Regions from separate parts of the Homo sapiens genome. Here region 1 is linked to region 2. A link is an interaction called in ENCODE POLR2A ChIA-PET data of the cell type or tissue named here. Cell type or tissue: Panc1. All regions are shown on one strand. Links, peaks and the distances in the headings refer to the core of each region. The heading gives the core; the rest is flanking DNA.

Region 1 (8,301 bases), core at 1-8,000, 270 kb after region 2:
GGCGGCCGCGGGGCGCAGCGGCTGACCCGAGACACGGGAGCGCTTGGCACGCGGAGCCAGAGCCGGAGCTGCAGCCGCAGCGGGAGCCGGGGGAGCTCAGGGGCCGCAGGAGCCGGGCCGGAGTGAGCGCACCTCGCGGGGCCCTCGGGGCAGGTGGGTGAGCGCCACCCGGAGTCCCGCGCGCAACTTTCAGGGCGCACTCGGCGGGGCGGCTGCGCGGCTGCCGGGACTCGGCGCGGGACTGCATGGAGGCCAAGGAGAAGCAGCATCTGTTGGACGCCAGGCCGGCAATCCGGTAAGGCGAGAGCCTGGGGACGGGCGGGAATTTTGGCGGCAGCCGACGCACCTCCGCATTTGCCATCCTAGCAGTGGTTGGTTTTGGCTGCGGCTTGAGCTGGGACCATGCAGGAGGGGTGGGGTGAGGTGAGGGAACGAAGATAATGGGCTGTGGCCCAAGGACCGTCTCTCCCTTGGGGCGCAGCCCAGATTCTGACCCCTGCCCGCGGGGGGCCTGGGGCCGGGGGATTGGCGGTTCCCATGCCTGGAGTCCCGCCCCGCCCAGCACTTTGCCCCAGGCAGCCCCGCCCCGGGGAGGCCCTGTGTCCCAAGTGCGCTGGAGGGGGCCTGCTGTTCTCCCAGAGCCTGCGCTCTGTTCCTTCCCCGCGCTCCACTGGACAGCACGCCCCTTGGCCGGTTCCCAGGGTCTTCACCTCCTCTGGCCTCTGAAGGGCCCCGGGCCCCAGGACTCCCATTCCCCTATCATCCCCGTCTGAATACAGGCTTCTCACCTCTGGTTTGTCGAGCTCGGAGCGTCCTTAGCTATTTTTCCCAGTGGACACAAGGCCTCACAGAGAAATGGGACTAGAGTCGGCCCTCCTTACCTCATCTCAGAGCTGAGCGTTCCCTCTCTTCCCCTCTGGCCAGGTCATACACGGGATCTCTGTGGCAGGAAGGGGCTGGCTGGATTCCTCTGCCCCGACCTGGCCTGGACTTGCAGGCCATTGAGCTGGCTGCCCAGAGCAACCATCACTGCCATGCTCAGAAGGGTCCTGACAGTCACTGTGACCCCAAGAAGGGGAAGGCCCAGCGCCAGCTGTATGTAGCCTCTGCCATCTGCCTGTTGTTCATGATCGGAGAAGTCGTTGGTAAGCACTTTTGGGCTAATTAAATGAAGTTGGTGCATGGATAGACTGGATGTTCCCAGCAATACTGACACTAAAAGCCCCAATTACTGAACACACACTACAGTAAGCCTTTATATACACATTATCTGATGCAGGTCTAACAACAACCTGTGTTCTCACATGGGTGACGTTATTCTCCTTACTTTACAGATGATGAAACTGAGGCATGTTCAGGTGAAGTAACTTGCCAAAGATCACGCACAACTCGTAGCTAAGGGAAGGCCTGAATTCCTAGAAGGGAAGAGCATTTACTGAGTATCTGCTATGTTTTCCAGTCCCTATTTGAACTTGATGTGCACATTCACCCTCTAAGTAGATATTGGTGGCCCATTTCACAGAGAGTGGAAGTTGAGGCTCAGAGAGAGTAGGTCACTTGTCACGGTGGTACAGCTCATGGGTAGAGAGATCTTGAGCCCAGAATGTCCTCTTCCAGAGCCTGTGGTCTCCCTGCTGCACACACAGTCTTGGGAGCCAGCTCTCTGGGGGAGCTGATAAGGACCCTCCACCCTGCAGGTGGGTACCTGGCACACAGCTTGGCTGTCATGACTGACGCAGCACACCTGCTCACTGACTTTGCCAGCATGCTCATCAGCCTCTTCTCCCTCTGGATGTCCTCCCGGCCAGCCACCAAGACCATGAACTTTGGCTGGCAGAGAGCTGGTGAGGATCGCGGTTTGGCTGGAGATGGGGTTGAGAGAGAGGGTGGGTTAGAACAGGGGTTCTTAGGTGGCTGTAATGGGTGGATCCCCCCTTCCTCCCCTGAGTGAGGCCAGGAGGGTGATCTGGATGGGGGAAGAGGATGTCAACCATGGCCTCTGTCCTCTGGGAAATCCTAGTCTGATGGGGGAGCCCTGGTCCCAGTCATCCAGGAGCTCTCAGTCTGCAGGGAAGCAAAGTTGACCTTCCTAAGAAGTGCAGTAGCCAAGCTTCAAGAACAAATGACAATGGCATTAACACTGCACATAACTCTGTGGATCAGCTCTGGGGGGAGGGGAAGGCCAGCAAAGGCTGCTGGAAGATATAGGCTTTAACCTCTCTTCCGTTCACCCTGGACTGCATCGTCACCTTCCTCTTTGTGGGAGATGGCCCAGCCTGTCTTCCCCAGAAGCCTCAGTTTACTAGCTGAACAAAAGGCACATACTTTAATAAGTCAGCTTCTTTACATGTACAACCAAAAAGGTGGACTCAGATGATGACTTATTAGTTCCTTCTAGCTCTTACATTCCTAGATATATGAGGGGTGGGGTAAGGGGCAGCCATACCGGCCATACCTTCAGCAGAGCCCAGTGGGACCCAGGCCCTGACTTTGTGTGGGAGGTGGGTGGGGAGGATCCTGAAGGAAGGGGGAAGACTCCTTAGCTCCAGGCCCATGCCAAGGTGGGTGTTGGGGTTGGGTTCTTCCTCAGAGATCTTGGGAGCCCTGGTCTCTGTACTGTCCATCTGGGTCGTGACGGGGGTACTGGTGTACCTGGCTGTGGAGCGGCTGATCTCTGGGGACTATGAAATTGACGGGGGGACCATGCTGATCACGTCGGGCTGCGCTGTGGCTGTGAACATCATGTGAGTGGGGCCCCAGTTTCCCTCGTCTCCCCTCCTCCTCCCGCCTCTCACACCCACACCTATGTCTGCTTTGCGGAAAGAGACTGTGCCACTTTCCAGCATACGCTACAGGGACAGAACTTCCCTAATGGTCTGAGCTCTGGCACCTGGAACACCTGGGTCCTACCTTAGGCCTAGGCCAAGAACACTGGGAGCTGTAAATCGGAGTCTTCATCCACTCTACCCACTCCCTGATACATGTCAGGGACTAGCCTTGGTGGCTTCATACCTGAAGTGGGGCGGGAAGAGGCCAGTTGTTGCAGGAGTAGCTGTCCCTAGGGGCAGAACCCAAGTCTGAAATTGGTCTCAGTTAGAGACAATGGGTGTCTCTTTCGGGGTCTTTGTTCAGAGGCCTCAGTTTCCCCATCTGTGACATGATGGAGTGAACTGACAGTGACCTCCCTAATGCCCTCCTGCTCTGAGATTTGACACTGTGGCATTGTTGTGCCCAGGCTCAGCCTGGCATTGGCGCTGGGCCCTATCTCTCATGGCTGTCTGAACCAAGGCCACGTGGGTTGGACTTCTCACATGGCCAAAGAGATCACAAGGTTTAGGGGCTTGAGATTTTTGCCCTACAAGTTGGCTAGTCCTAATAGGTGACCTCCATCTGCGACCTCAGTGAGCCCTTGGCTTTGTCTCCACTTCCATAGAATGGGGTTGACCCTTCACCAGTCTGGCCATGGGCACAGCCACGGCACCACCAACCAGCAGGAGGAGAACCCCAGCGTCCGAGCTGCCTTCATCCATGTGATCGGCGACTTTATGCAGAGCATGGGTGTCCTAGTGGCAGCCTATATTTTATACTTCAAGGTCAGAGCTGGGACACAGGGTGGTGGGGGTGGCAGGGGAGTGTAGACCACCTGAGTATACTCTCTACCGGGGTTTCTTTTCAGATTCTAGCTCCCTCCCAGTTCTAGGGAAAAGGGTGGGGAGAGGAAAGGAACATTTATCCAATACCTACCAAGTGTCAGCACTTCTGATCCTCACAACAACCTGAAGGGTAGGTGGTAGTGTTTTCTGTAGCTCAGAAAGGTTCAGTGACTTGCACAGTGTCACACAGCCGGTAAAGCATAGAGCCAGATTCAAGCCTACGACTGTGTGTTGTCAAACCCTGGGCAATGCCCATCACATAGAGGCAGGGAGCTGTAGTGGAAAGAGGCAGGCATTTGCTCTGAAGCTTGGCTCTCCTCCTTGCTAGCCATGTGACATTGGATGAGTTTGCTTGCTCTAATGGAGCCTCAATTTCCCCATCTGTCAAATGGGGACGGATGGCGGATCAGATGGTATCTAAGATGCCTTTTTGCTCTGTCCATGTCTCAGCTCCTTGAGAAGGAGGGGTGGGAAGGGACTGCCTTATTCTGAACTGTGGTCTGTCCTTTCTGCTCTTGCAGATGTGAAATAAAGAGCAGAAAACTGGGAGGCAGGGCCAGGGCGAGGCTCATGCCCACCCAGCAGAGAGAGCACCTCTCCCCAGCAGTGCTGGGTGGGAGGGGAGAAGGGAAGCTGAGGTGTTAGATGGTGAACTCCAGGTCTGCCTTCCTGTCTTCCTGCAGCCAGAATACAAGTATGTAGACCCCATCTGCACCTTCGTCTTCTCCATCCTGGTCCTGGGGACAACCTTGACCATCCTGAGAGATGTGATCCTGGTGTTGATGGAAGGTAACCTGGGCTTTGTGGCTCCCTTTTTGCTCTTGGCTCTCAAGCGCTAATCAGCTCAAATAGGGTATGTGTGTGTCTGGGGCATCCTAGCACATGGGCGGGGAGCCAGGATCCGGAGCCCCGGCATAGGCTGGAAAACCTCCTGGGGCCCCTGGGCTGATCTTGACATAGAGCCTGGGCTTTCAGGTGTGGCAGTTCCTGGAACCGTCCCCCAGCCCGAGTCTTCCCTTCCCCCTACCCCTAAGGGTGCCTCCTCTGCCTAGTCAGGTGGCTTCTGGGGGACATCTGTAGCATCTGGAGCTCTCCAGCCCTCCCCTATACACTTCCCCAGGCTCTGGCTGCCTTCTCTCAGGAAGAGAGAGGGGGTGAGGATTATGCTTCTCATTGCACAGAGGGGCAGACTGAGGCTCAGAGAAGGACAGTCAGCCTTGGACAAAGCTACTGAATCCACTGCAGCGCAGGCCTTTCCTACATCTCAGGGACCAAACAATGCCACACCCTGTGGGGACATGGCTGTGCTTTGTGGGGTTGGAGAACGGTCAGTGGTGGAGAATGATCTGGTCTGCCCTGAATTACCTTTTTTTTTTCTTTTTTCTTTTTTTTGAAACAGGGTCTTGCTCTGTCATCCAAGCTAGAGTGCAGTGGTGCCACCAAGGCTCACCGCAGCCTTGACCTCCTAGGCTCAAGTAATCCTCCTGCCTCAGCCTCCCAAGTAGCTGGGACCACAGGCGCATGCCACCATGTCTGGCTAACTTTTAAATGTTTGTAGAGATGGGGGGGGGGTCTCACTATGTTGCCCTGGCTGGTCTCGAACTTTTGGGCTCAAGCAATCATCTCACTTCGGCCTCTCAAAGTGCTGGAGTTACAGATGTGAGCCACCACACCTGGCCCTGCACCTTGGCTTTCTTATGCTCTAGGCCTGGGGTCTTGGGCCAGGGTCATAGGCCTCTGCGTGGTCAGGGTCAGTCTGGAATGGAGTAGGATGCTGGCCTGGGCTTAGCAGTATTTGGCTGCAGGTCAGAGCTTTTTCTCCAAGAATATGCTAACCCAGATGAAAGCGATAATGATGAAGATGATGATCGTGCCCTGGGTGGGTCCAAGGATTCTCAGGATCTGTTCTTTCCTTCTTTCCATTCAAAAATATATTTATTGGCCAGGTGCGGTGGCTCACACCTGTAATCCCAGCACTGTGGGAGGCCGAGGCAGGCAGATTACCTGAGGTCAGGAGTTCAAGACCAGCCTGGCTAACACAGTGAAACCCTGTCTCTACCAAAAATACAAAAATTAGCCGGGCGTGGTGGCATGCGCCTGTAGTCCCAGCTACTCAGGAGGCTGAGGCAGGATAATTGCTTGAACCAGGGAGGCAGAGGTTGCAGTGAGCCAAGATCACGCCACTGCACTCCAGCCTGGGTGACAGAGCAAGATTCCGTCTCAAAAAAAACCAAAAAATATATTTATTGAGCACCTACTATGGAGTAGGTGCTGTTTTAGGCACCAAGGATACTGTGGTAATCAAAGGAGACTGTCCTGCCCTCATGGAGTGTCCATTTTAGAGGGAGAAACTGACAATAAGTACATTCATAAATAATTTCAGTGTTAAGAGTGGAGAGGAAATACAACAGAGTGATAGGGCAGAGACCTTGGGAGGTGAAGGCAGCCTCAGACCTGCAGGCCAAAGAGGTCTTCTTTGAGGGGATGACACCTGAGGATCAGGAGCCAGCCCTGCACCAATGGGCAGGCGTGGGAGGGGTAGTTTCCTTTAGTTTCCCCTGTCCTTGCCGTCCTCAGGGACCCCCAAGGGCGTTGACTTCACAGCTGTTCGTGATCTGCTGCTGTCGGTGGAGGGGGTAGAAGCCCTGCACAGCCTGCATATCTGGGCACTGACGGTGGCCCAGCCTGTTCTGTCTGTCCACATCGCCATTGGTGAGTGCTTGGGACACTCAGGGTGGGGTGGGAGACAGGCAGCCAAAGGCCTAGTGCCATCCCCAACGGGTCCAGGTGACCCCAGATGCTCACAGTGCCCATGCATCAAGCCCAGCCTCATGCTGAGTACTTGATACGCATTATTCCATCTGATCAGCACAATCTCATTTATCCATGAAGAAACTGAGGCTGGGGTTGGGTGGTAAAGTTACTTGCCCAGGCTTTTACAGCTAGTATATGGCAGTAGGTGGCAGATTCCTGGCCTTAAGGCCAGTGCTTTACCAGCTCTTTCAGGCATGAGCCAGGTCTGGGCTGGGAGGCTACCTGGCAGAGGAATGGAATCTGGGGGCTTCTCCATGTTCATGGTCCCCCATCCTGTTCTGCTGGGGATGGGGTATGAGATTTGGGCTCCTGATGGTTCCAAAGGGCCAGAGTAAATGGCTTCCCCCGCTGTGTCCTCTCGGCCCCCAGCTCAGAATACAGACGCCCAGGCTGTGCTGAAGACAGCCAGCAGCCGCCTCCAAGGGAAGTTCCACTTCCACACCGTGACCATCCAGATCGAGGACTACTCGGAGGACATGAAGGACTGTCAGGCATGCCAGGGCCCCTCAGACTGACTGCTCAGCCAGGCACCAACTGGGGCATGAACAGGACCTGCAGGTGGCTGGACTGAGTGTCCCCCAGGCCCAGCCAGGACTTTGCCTACCCCAGCTGTGTTGTAAACCAGGTCCCCCTCCTGACCTCTGCCCCACTCCAGGAATGGAGCTCTTCCCAGCCTCCCATCTGACTACAGCCAGGGTGGGGACTCAGCGGGTATAAAGCTAGTGTGACCCTGCTCTTCCAGCTCCTGGGCCAGCTCTGGAAGGGCTGTATTTGGGCCTAATCCTCAGCAAATGTTCTACCACTCGCAGGGGCAAAGGTGGTGAGCCACGGGACGTCCAAGGGGAGGCTGGCCCCAGCGCGCCCATACTGCCTGCCTCATGCCCCATTCTCAGCCTGGCTGGCCTTTGCCTTTATGAATCTGAGCCCCTCCATCTGCCTATAGCAATAGGCACGGGGGTGAGGACCCTCACACTCTCATTTGAGCCTCCCTGAGGCAGGGAGCCAGGAGGCACCTGAGGCCTATCTGTGCCTTAGTCACTTCAGCTATGAGCCAAATGTTCCCTTTCCTGGAGGGGAGAGGCTTCTTACTAGGTAAGAGACAGGTTTCCTCTTTCCTTATTTCCTCAGCTGTGCCAACACAAAAAACAACTTTGGCACAGGTGGTGGGCAGGGGGTAGAGAGATTTCAGCTTGGGTTCTGCACTAACAGCCTCCAAGCCCCCTGGCACTTCTGTTGCCCTGAGAGTGTCCCAGGGGATTCAGAGTCTCCAGAAAGATATGGCTGGGCCAACTCTGTTGCCTACCTGGCCTGACCCAGTCGGAGCCTGACATGGTGGAGGGAAAGGGAGACAAGTGGGGCTGCACTCGGTCCAGAGGCCAGCTAGGAGGGAAACCGCAGCTTCCTGGGGCTTGTGTGTGAAGATTCCTGACTTAGGGGTGGCTTTTGTTTACAAGATGCAAGAGGGGAAACCTGTCCCCGACTCATCGAGACAACATGCCCAGTTATCAGGGAGTCCTGTGTCACAAGGTCTGTCTCTGCCATTGTAAGCAAGTGCCTTGGGCGAGCTGGCCTCTGCCCCACAGTCTCATCTGTACACCGACAGGGTTGATGCCTCCCTCACAGGGTTGAGAACAAGAGCCAGTTGGCCAAGTACCTGTGGTTGTTGAAGATTGGTTACTTTTACCATCCTGGGGACAGGGAACTCTGTGGCCCGAGGCTGCCTCACTGAGGAGTCAGGTGGGCTTCCCAGCCTCCCCAGGGGCAGTGCTGAGTTTGTCTTGACTGTTCTGGCCCAAGGTGGGAGGAGGTGGGTTTGGTCACTTGCCTCCCACTT
Region 2 (8,321 bases), core at 141-8,140:
GTCCCTGCAATGTGCTTCTAAGGGGAAGGGCCCTCAGCATTGGAATTTAGGTGGGGAAGCTGGGGGCTGCTCCCTGGTGCCAATTTCCCTGCTGATGGGGACATGGGAAACTCCCTGGTGCTGCTGCACAGCTGGCTCTTGGGGCGTAGGGATGTCCAGTAACCACAAGCAGGACCCCACTGCAAGTACAAGGGTAACTTTATTGACCCCCAGCTGGGCACTGCTTGGCCCCTACATCATTACCCCCCTATTTTGGCTGTTGCCCCCATGGCACTGCCTGTCAACTTCTACAACCTGGTGATGTCTGGCATCAACCCCTCCCAAAGATGGAGGGGATTCTCTTGCGAGTGATGGTGGCAGCTGTTTCAGGGGGCACAGGGCTAAGGCTGAGACGTGTCACCTCAACTGAAGCAGAAGAGGTGGATTATGGCATTGGCCACGAAGAAAAGGAAAATGCCTCCGCTTATGTTGCTGGATGCTGAGGGGCTGCTGGTTTGGCTGGTGTCGTTTTGTCCTGAGAGTCCAGTTTGTATCTGTAGGAGGAGAAGTGGGATAAGATCAGGGGACTTTTTTTTTTTTTTTTAGAGGTGGAGTCTCACTCTGTCACCCAGGCTGGACTGCAGTGATGCGATCTCGGCTCACTGCATCCTCCACCTCCCGGGTTCAAGTGATTCTCCTGCCTCAGCCTCCTGAGTAGCTGGGACTATAGGCACGTGCCACCACGCCCGGCTAATTTTTCTATTTTTAGTAGAGACGGGGTTTCACCATGTTGGTCAGGCTGGTCTCGAACTCCTGACCTGGTGATCCACCCGCCTCGGCCTCCCAAAGTACTGGGATTACAGGTGTGAGCCATCGTACCCAGCCCTCAGGGGACTTTTGAATAGCGTGTTTGTTATTTAAAGATGCAGTCCCCTTTCTACCCTCCCCGCCCTCCATCCGCCCACCTCCATAAAACAGTCCTCAGTTCTGCCCCATGTGACCACTACTTCTTCCACAAGGTCCTGTCAGGATGTTTGACTGCTTCCTGCTTTGACACAGGCAGGGACAGAGGTGATCACTGCCCCTGTCCACCCCCTTTCACAGAAACTTTCTGTTTTTTTGAGATAGAGTTTCGCTCTTTTGCCCAGGCTGGAGTGAAGTGGCATGATCTCGGGTCACTGCAACCTCCACCCCTCAACCTCCCGAGTAGCTGGGATTATAGGCAGCCGCTATCACGCCCAGCTAATTTTTTTTTTTTTTCCGAGACAGAGTCTTGCTCTGTCGCCCGCCCAGGCTGGAGTGCAGTGGCGTGATCTCGGCTCACTGCAAGCTTCACCCCCAGGTTCACGCCATTCTCCTGCCTCAGCCTCCCGAGTAGCTGGGACTACAGGCGCCCGCCACCACGCCACGCCCGGCTAATTTCTTTTTGTATTTATGGTAGAGACGAGGTTTCAATGTGTTAGCCAGGATGGTCTCGATCTCCTGACCTCATGATCCACCCGCCTCAGCCTCCCAAAGTGCTGGGATTACAGACGCGAGCCAGCGCGCCCGGCTCGCCCAGCTAATTTTTGTATTTTTAGTAGAGACGGGATTTTGTCATGTTGGCCAGGCTGGTCTTGAACTCCTGACCTCAGGTGATCCGCCTGCCTCGGCCTCCCAAAGTGCTGGGATTATAGGCGTGAGCCACCGTGCCCGGTCACAGAACCTTTCTTTTCACCTTTCCCCAGCGACCAGCCCTTCTGGCATAGAGGGAGACAGGGGAGCCCTGGCCCTTGACCTTCCTAGCCTGGCAAAGGGCTTAGCTTCCCTGAGCCTCAGTTTCATCTTCTGAGTGGGGAGAAGTTCATCACAGTTGTGAAGGTCACATGAGCCAGGGCTGAGTGAGAAAGCACTTGGCAAAGCGTGGGTGGCTGGATGTGGGGTGGGGAAGTGGCCAGATGGTGATCGAGCTGTCCTTAATGCTTGATGGAGCTGCAACTAGAACTGTTCTTGATGGAGATTAAGCTGGTTTTGATGGTGATCAAGCTGTTCTTGATCAAGAACTTGATGGCTCCGGTCTGCTGTACTGACTCCCCTCTGGGCACCTGGGATGCTACCAAAGCTGCCTCCTGGAATAGCAGTCGCTTTTGAGACTCCAGTTGTTTCTGAAATGGGAGAGTCCTGTCTTCTTTGCATTCCTGAACATCCAGGCTTCTCTCTGGCAGGGGAGTGGGGGTTAGAGTGTCCCCTGTCACCTCCATAACCACAGCAGGCTCCACTTGGACATCTCCTGGCCTCTCCCCAAAGGACCATCTCCCCAGACTCCCTGTGGGCCGATGCCTTCCTCACTCAGGGTTGTCTTCCCAAGTCTCTTAGTTCTCTATTATTCCACAACACCCCTTGGGTGCCCCAACGCGCCTAGCACCCTGTAAGTGCTCCCCAGCTGTGGATACAGGTTTCTCTCAGGGCAGCCCGCAAGCAGTGCAGCCCCAGCCAGAAGAGCTGGAAGGCTGGGCGGCCAGGCCCGCTGTGTCCCCAGTTTTCCTGTTGGAGTCCATCTGCTGTGCTCTCAGGAGAGAAGGCTGGGTCTCTGGGAGCTCACATCCTGTATGCCCTCCCTCCATGCCAAGCAACTTTGGGGAGTCCTGGCAGTGGTGCCAGGCGTTGCTCTTACCTGTACCATAACCAGGAGGCTGATGGTGAGTAGGAGGAAGAGGAAGCGCTTCATTTTGGTAGGATCTTCGTGGCTGTCTTGGTAGCAGCTTTTTAGGTGATCTCAGGGCTGTCTGGAGGCTTCTTTTGGTTTAGCTGCTTTTGAACCAGGAGGCAGAGGAGGCGGGGTGAGGTAGGGAGAGGAAGGAGGGCTTACAAGGTGGAGGAGGGGTGTGGCTTCCTTTCTGCAGATCTGGGGGTGGATAATACCAGGCTCTAGGTTCTAAGGCCCTGGCTGGGGGAGCAGGCTAGATCGTACAAGATAGGAGAGAGGTCAATCCAGAGGCAACGGTGGGAGTAAGTAGGGCCCAAGGCCTGGAATCATGCATCCTGCAGGCTGAATCCTGGTTTAATCACTGACCAGCTCTGAGACCCTGGGCCAGAAACTCTACCTCTCTGACCCTTTAACAAAAGAACTGCCGGATTACATGTAATAATAACCAATTTAAAAAGAGCCAGAACATAGCAGATATTCCGTAAATGAGTTTGTTGTTTAAAGAAGATTGGGGCAGGGTATAGGAGCTGAAGGAGAAGGGCTGGGATAGATTTATGTTTCAAGGGAAGGTTGTAGATGGGCTGCAGGTTCTGAATGAAAGCTTGGGAAATGTTTAGATTGTGGAAGGGTTGGTGGATTTCTGTGAAGGTGCTGGAGGTGAGGAATCGGGAAGCCTGGTTTCAGTTGGGCTTTCCCTCTCTAGGCCTCAGTTCCTCATTTCAAGGAACTGGGAAGACTGAAATAGATTATTTCTGAAGTTTGTTAAAACCTAGTGTTTTGTTTTGTTGTTGTTGGTTTTTTTGTTTTTTTTTTTAAACAGAGTTTTGCTCTGTGCACTGGCATGATCTCGGCTTACTGCAACCTCCACCTCCTGGGTTCAAGCAATTATCCTGCCTTGGCCTCCCGCATAGCTGGGACTACAGGTGTGTGCCACCATGCCTGGCTAATTTTTTGTATTTTTTTTTTTTTTTTAGCGGAGACTGGGTTTCACCATGTTGGCTAGGCTAGTCTCGAATGCCTGATCTCAAGTGATCCGCCTGCCTCGGCCTCCCAAAGTGCTGGGATTACAGGCATGAGCCACCGCGCCCAGCCAAGACCTAGAATTTTGTGATTTTGGTAGAGAAAGTAGCAAGCAGATGGGTTGTTTGTATTAGCTGAGGATGAATGGGAGGGGAGCGAGGGAAGGGACAAGTGGGTGACTAAGCTACAGTGGAAGGGGACTGGGGTGAGAGAGTGGCTGTGAGGGCCCAGGGAGGGGTGGGGGGATGAGAGGAATCCCACAGCTGCCTGGATAGTGCTCCATGCTTTATGCATTCCCTCACTTGATACCCTCTGTGGTGCCCTGCAGCAGGTGTTATGTTTATCCCCATTTGACTGGTGAAAAAACTGAGGCTTAGATGTTAAGTGACTTGCTAAGGTCGTAAATGGTGGAGCCAGTCTCATTTGACCTTGAATCCAGGTCTGTCTGAAGCCACAGCCATGTATGTAACCTCTGGGGCTGCCCTAGAATTCATCCATTAAGTCTTGATTCCCTGCCACTCCCTCCCCCTCCCCTACACAAACTCCCCCCAGGCCCCAGGAGTTGGTCACCACAACCCCAGCTCTGGCCCACTCTCCCTTCACACTCTCCCTTCCTTAGTCTACTTTAGGCCTCATTTACATGCTAGGTAGTAAAGGGAAAACTCCCCTCACTTCTCTTCTATTGTTTTGGGCCTTGTGTTGCAAGCCCAGGGGAGATCTGGCTGAGGCTGAGTCCAAAGAAAAAAACAGAGGCTGGGCATAGGGGCTACGCCTGTAATCCTAGCAGTTTGGGAGGCTGAGGCGGGCAGATAACTTGAGCACAGGAGTTTGAGACCACCCGGGCAACATAGGAAGGCCCCATCTCTCAAAAAAAAAAAAAAAAAAAAAAAAAATTAGCCGGGCATAGTGGCACAAACCTATAGTCTCAGCTACTTGGGGGCTGACGCAGGAGGATTGCTTGCACCTGGGAGGCCCAGGCTGCAATGAGCCATGATTGTGGCACTGCACTCCAGCCAGGGTGACAGAGCAAGACCCTGTCTCAAAAAAAAAAAAAAAAAGGCCAGGAAACAGTGGCTCACGCCTGTAATCCCAGCATTTTGGGAGGCCGAGGTGGGTGGATCACCTGAGGTCAGGAGTTCTAGACCAGCCTGGCCAACATGGTGAAACCCTGTCTCTACTGAAAATACAGAAATTAGCCAGGTGTGCTGGCACATGCCTGTAATCCCAGCTACTCGGGAGGCTGAGGCAGGAGAATCACTTGAACCCGGGAGAAGGAGGTTGCAGTGAGCCGAGATCGTGCCATTGCACTCCAGCCTGAGCGACAAGAGAAAAACTCCATTTCAAAAAAAGAGAAGAGAAGAAAAGAAGAACTGAGAGTCAAAGCTGATGAGAGAAAGCCAGGAAGTGGAGAGGGAGGGGCGGGGAGGGAGAGAAGAGGGAGGAGTCCCCAGCCATCCATCACCCTCTTTCCCCATCCCTGCCCTTTCACCCAGAGGTCTCTCCTCACCCTTGACTCAAGTTCTCAGCTGTCTTTGGTGTGCCTGTGGGGGTGAGTGATTCTGGGGTTCATGAGAGTCAGGGAGGTGTCCTGTGCCAGAAGGGCACCAGCCCAGAAGACAGGATACCCGTGTTGAAGTCTGAGATTACTCTGCTGAAAATGAGCTCCATCACACTGTGCAATCTTCTCCCCTCTTACAAAGAGGCAGCCAGACAGGACGAGCCTGGGGCCAGCCGTGTTATAGTTTCCCATGCTGGAGATGCATGCGAGGATACTAAATGCCAGACTCTTATTTGTAAACATTTTCTTGCAAACCTCAGAAGCTTCATTTTCACCTCCTGACACCCTGAGGAGTATCTTCTACAGTCCATGTATTTCCTCTGCAAGGAAAGCCCTTCTCCAATTATTTTACCTGGCAAACTCTTTTTTTTTCCCCTCGAGTCAGGTTCTTGCCGTTGTCACCCAGGCTGGAGTACAAGTGGTGCAATCATAGCTCACTGTAACCTCGAACTCCTGGGCTCAAGCAATCCTCCCGCCTCATCCTCCTAAGTACCTGGGACTACAGGTGCATGCCACCATGCCCAGCTAATTTTTGGGGTGGTGGAGGGTGGAGTTTTGCTATGTTGCCCAGACTGCAAACTCTTCTTTATTCTTCAAGATTTAGCTTAGAAGCCCCTTCCCCAGGGAAACTTTCCACTTTCCCTAGGAAACTCAAAGTTCCTAAATGTTCGAAGGGCCCTTTCTGTTGACCTCTGTTCTAAAGATTGTGTCTACCAAGAATATGGTCTGTCCCTTGTGGGTTGGGACTAGATTTTGTCACTTCTCTTACTCAGCGAAGCACAGAACATGGCACAGTGTAGGTGTCAGGGACTGCCGGAAGAATGAGTGCGTGTATTCATCTAGATCTATTCCCACCTCCGAGCCTAGTAGTCCTGCATTTATTCATCCAGTAAATATTTACTATGGGGCAACAGTAAAGTCAGTACTGAAAAGTTACCAATGCAGAAAAGAAATAAGGGACTGAGAGAAGCAAGCCCTTTATATGGAGCTGCTTTCCTCCTAAAAGTATGCCACTTGCAGAGGGGACAGCTGAGAAACTGAGCTGAGCTTTCTCATCTTCACATACTTACAAATGTATGGGAGAAAAACTATAGTTCTAGATTCTCTAAGAAAGGGGAGCCCTGACAAACTCCCCCCACCTAGGCTTTGGGTTGGACCACGGGGAGTGAGAGTAAACAGGAAACAACAGCCCAACCCTCAAAGAAATTGAAGACAACATGACCAAAAAGCAGAAACAGATAATAGAAAGTTATACAAAAGATCCAGATAATGGAATAATCAATCAAATTTTCAAATAACTATGCTTACTTAAAGACATTTTCCTCTTCTGCCCTCTGAGCAGCAGGACAAGATTGAGAACTAGAAATTATAGTAAAGAACCGGCCGGGCGCGGTGGCTAACACCTGTAATCCCAGAACTTTGAGAGGCCGAGGCGAGTCGATCACAAGGTCAGGAGATCGAGACCATCCTGGCTAACAAAGTGAAACCCCATCTCTACTAAAAATACAAAAACTTAGCCAGGCATGGTGGCGGGCACCTGTAGTCCCAGCTACTCGGGAGGCTGAGGTAGGAGAATGGCATGAACCTGGAAGGCAGAGCTTGTGGTGAGCCGAGATCGTGCCACTGCACTCCAGCCTGGGCGATGGAGCAAGACTAAGTCTCAAAAAAAAAAAAAAAAGAAAAAAAATTATAGTAAAGAACCAAATGGAAATTCTAGAACTGAGAAATATGGTAATAAAAATTAGGAACTCAGTGGATAGGTTTAACATCAGATTGGGCACAACTGAAGAGAAAATTAGTGAAGTGAAGTAAAGATCGTAAGAAAGTATTATTAGAGCAGAATGTGTTTATTGGGTGCCTGCTGTGTACCAGGTACTGAACTAGGCACTGGGAATACAACAGTGACATAAAGACATGGTCCCTGCTATTATGGAGCTGATATTTGAGTGGGGGAAGACTAATAAAAAACAATGGTAATTTCAGATGTTCACAAATGGCATCAGGAAATCAAGGGGGTAATGTGAGAAGAAGAAGAAGTGAAATGTGGGGAGGATATATTCTAGGTCAGTGGTCAGGAAAGACCACTCAGAGGAAATGTGTGTGCTGAGACCTGCAGAACAAGAGAAGACCAGGCATGCAAAGCACCTTAGATCACAATTCCATCCCAGTTCCACAGTGTCTTTTGATGACTGTCCCTGGGGCCTAGCACAGTCTCACATAGGCCAGGTTCTCCAAATGTCCTTGGTCAATGATAGAATGGAATACAGCAGGGAGGGAGGAAGGAGAAGAGAGTTATAGCACACGTCACAGTGTGATCCGCCTTGAATTTTTCATCCTCACTGAGACAGGGCTGGGATTCAGTAGCATCATACAGCATCCAAGGTGAATCTTCATCCACCCATTCATTCACCTATCCACGCACCCACCTATCCATTCAGTCTTTTGCTCATTCACTCTTTTTTTTTTTTTTTTTTTTTTTTTGAGACAGAGTTTTGCTCTTGTTGCCCAGTCTGGAGTGCAATGGCGGGATCTCAGTTCACTGCAACCTCCACCTCCTAGGTTCAAGCGATTCTCCTGCCTCAGCATCCTGAGTAGCTGGGATTACAGGTGCATGCCAACACGCCCAGCTAATTTTTTGTATTTTTAGTAGAGACAGGGTTTCTCCATGTTGGCCAGGCTGGTCTCAAACTCCTAACCTCAGGTGATCTGCCCACCTCGGCCTCCCAAAGTGCTGGGATTACAGTCGTGAGCCACTGTGTCCAGCCTCATTCACTCTTTTAATTAATTTATTGACACCTACTGTGTGTCAGGCAAGGTGAATGAGTGAGGGTCCTTTCCCCTGAGGAATTTATAGTCCAGCAGGGAGACCCATACGAAAATCACAAAACTGAAGAAGAAATGCTATAATGGGCCAGGCGTGGTGGTTCATGCCTGTAATCCCAGCACTTTGAGAGGCCGAGGCGGGCAGATCACCTGAGGTCGGGAGTTTGAAACCAGCCTGGCCAACATGGAGAAACCCTGTCTCTACTGAAAATACAAAAAATTAGCTGGGCGTGGTGGCATGCACCTGTAATCTCA

Evidence for each region. Peaks named below come from ENCODE experiments on the same cell type or tissue, not always from the same donor. Only the 100,000 strongest peaks of a DNase experiment are listed, where the experiment ranks them.
Region 1: POLR2A ChIA-PET joins it to region 2 with 11 read pairs; 5 of 35 experiments call an interaction of 5 or more read pairs at or near these places.

The regions. Positions count from the first base shown.
Region 1 is chr1:26,037,841-26,046,141 of GRCh38, reverse strand. It overlaps SLC30A2 (solute carrier family 30 member 2), which reads left to right and starts at 24. Exons shown (of 8, transcript NM_001004434.3): 1 at 24-295; 2 at 925-1,145; 3 at 1,698-1,844; 4 at 2,591-2,744; 5 at 3,434-3,593; 6 at 4,337-4,442; 7 at 6,231-6,365; 8 at 6,837-8,301. The coding sequence starts at 246. The coding sequence ends at 6,982. RefSeq lists an enhancer at 425-993. In Panc1, for the core only: no CTCF peak of the experiment used is centred there; no DNase peak of the experiment used is centred there.
Region 2 is chr1:26,312,383-26,320,703 of GRCh38, reverse strand. It overlaps CD52 (CD52 molecule), which reads right to left and starts at 2,746. Exons shown (of 2, transcript NM_001803.3): 1 at 2,633-2,746; 2 at 181-533. The coding sequence starts at 2,686. The coding sequence ends at 402. It also overlaps a transcript of UBXN11 not described here. RefSeq lists enhancers at 1,740-1,839, 981-1,966, 2,340-2,489, 2,620-2,689 and a silencer at 2,764-2,956. In Panc1, for the core only: no CTCF peak of the experiment used is centred there; no DNase peak of the experiment used is centred there.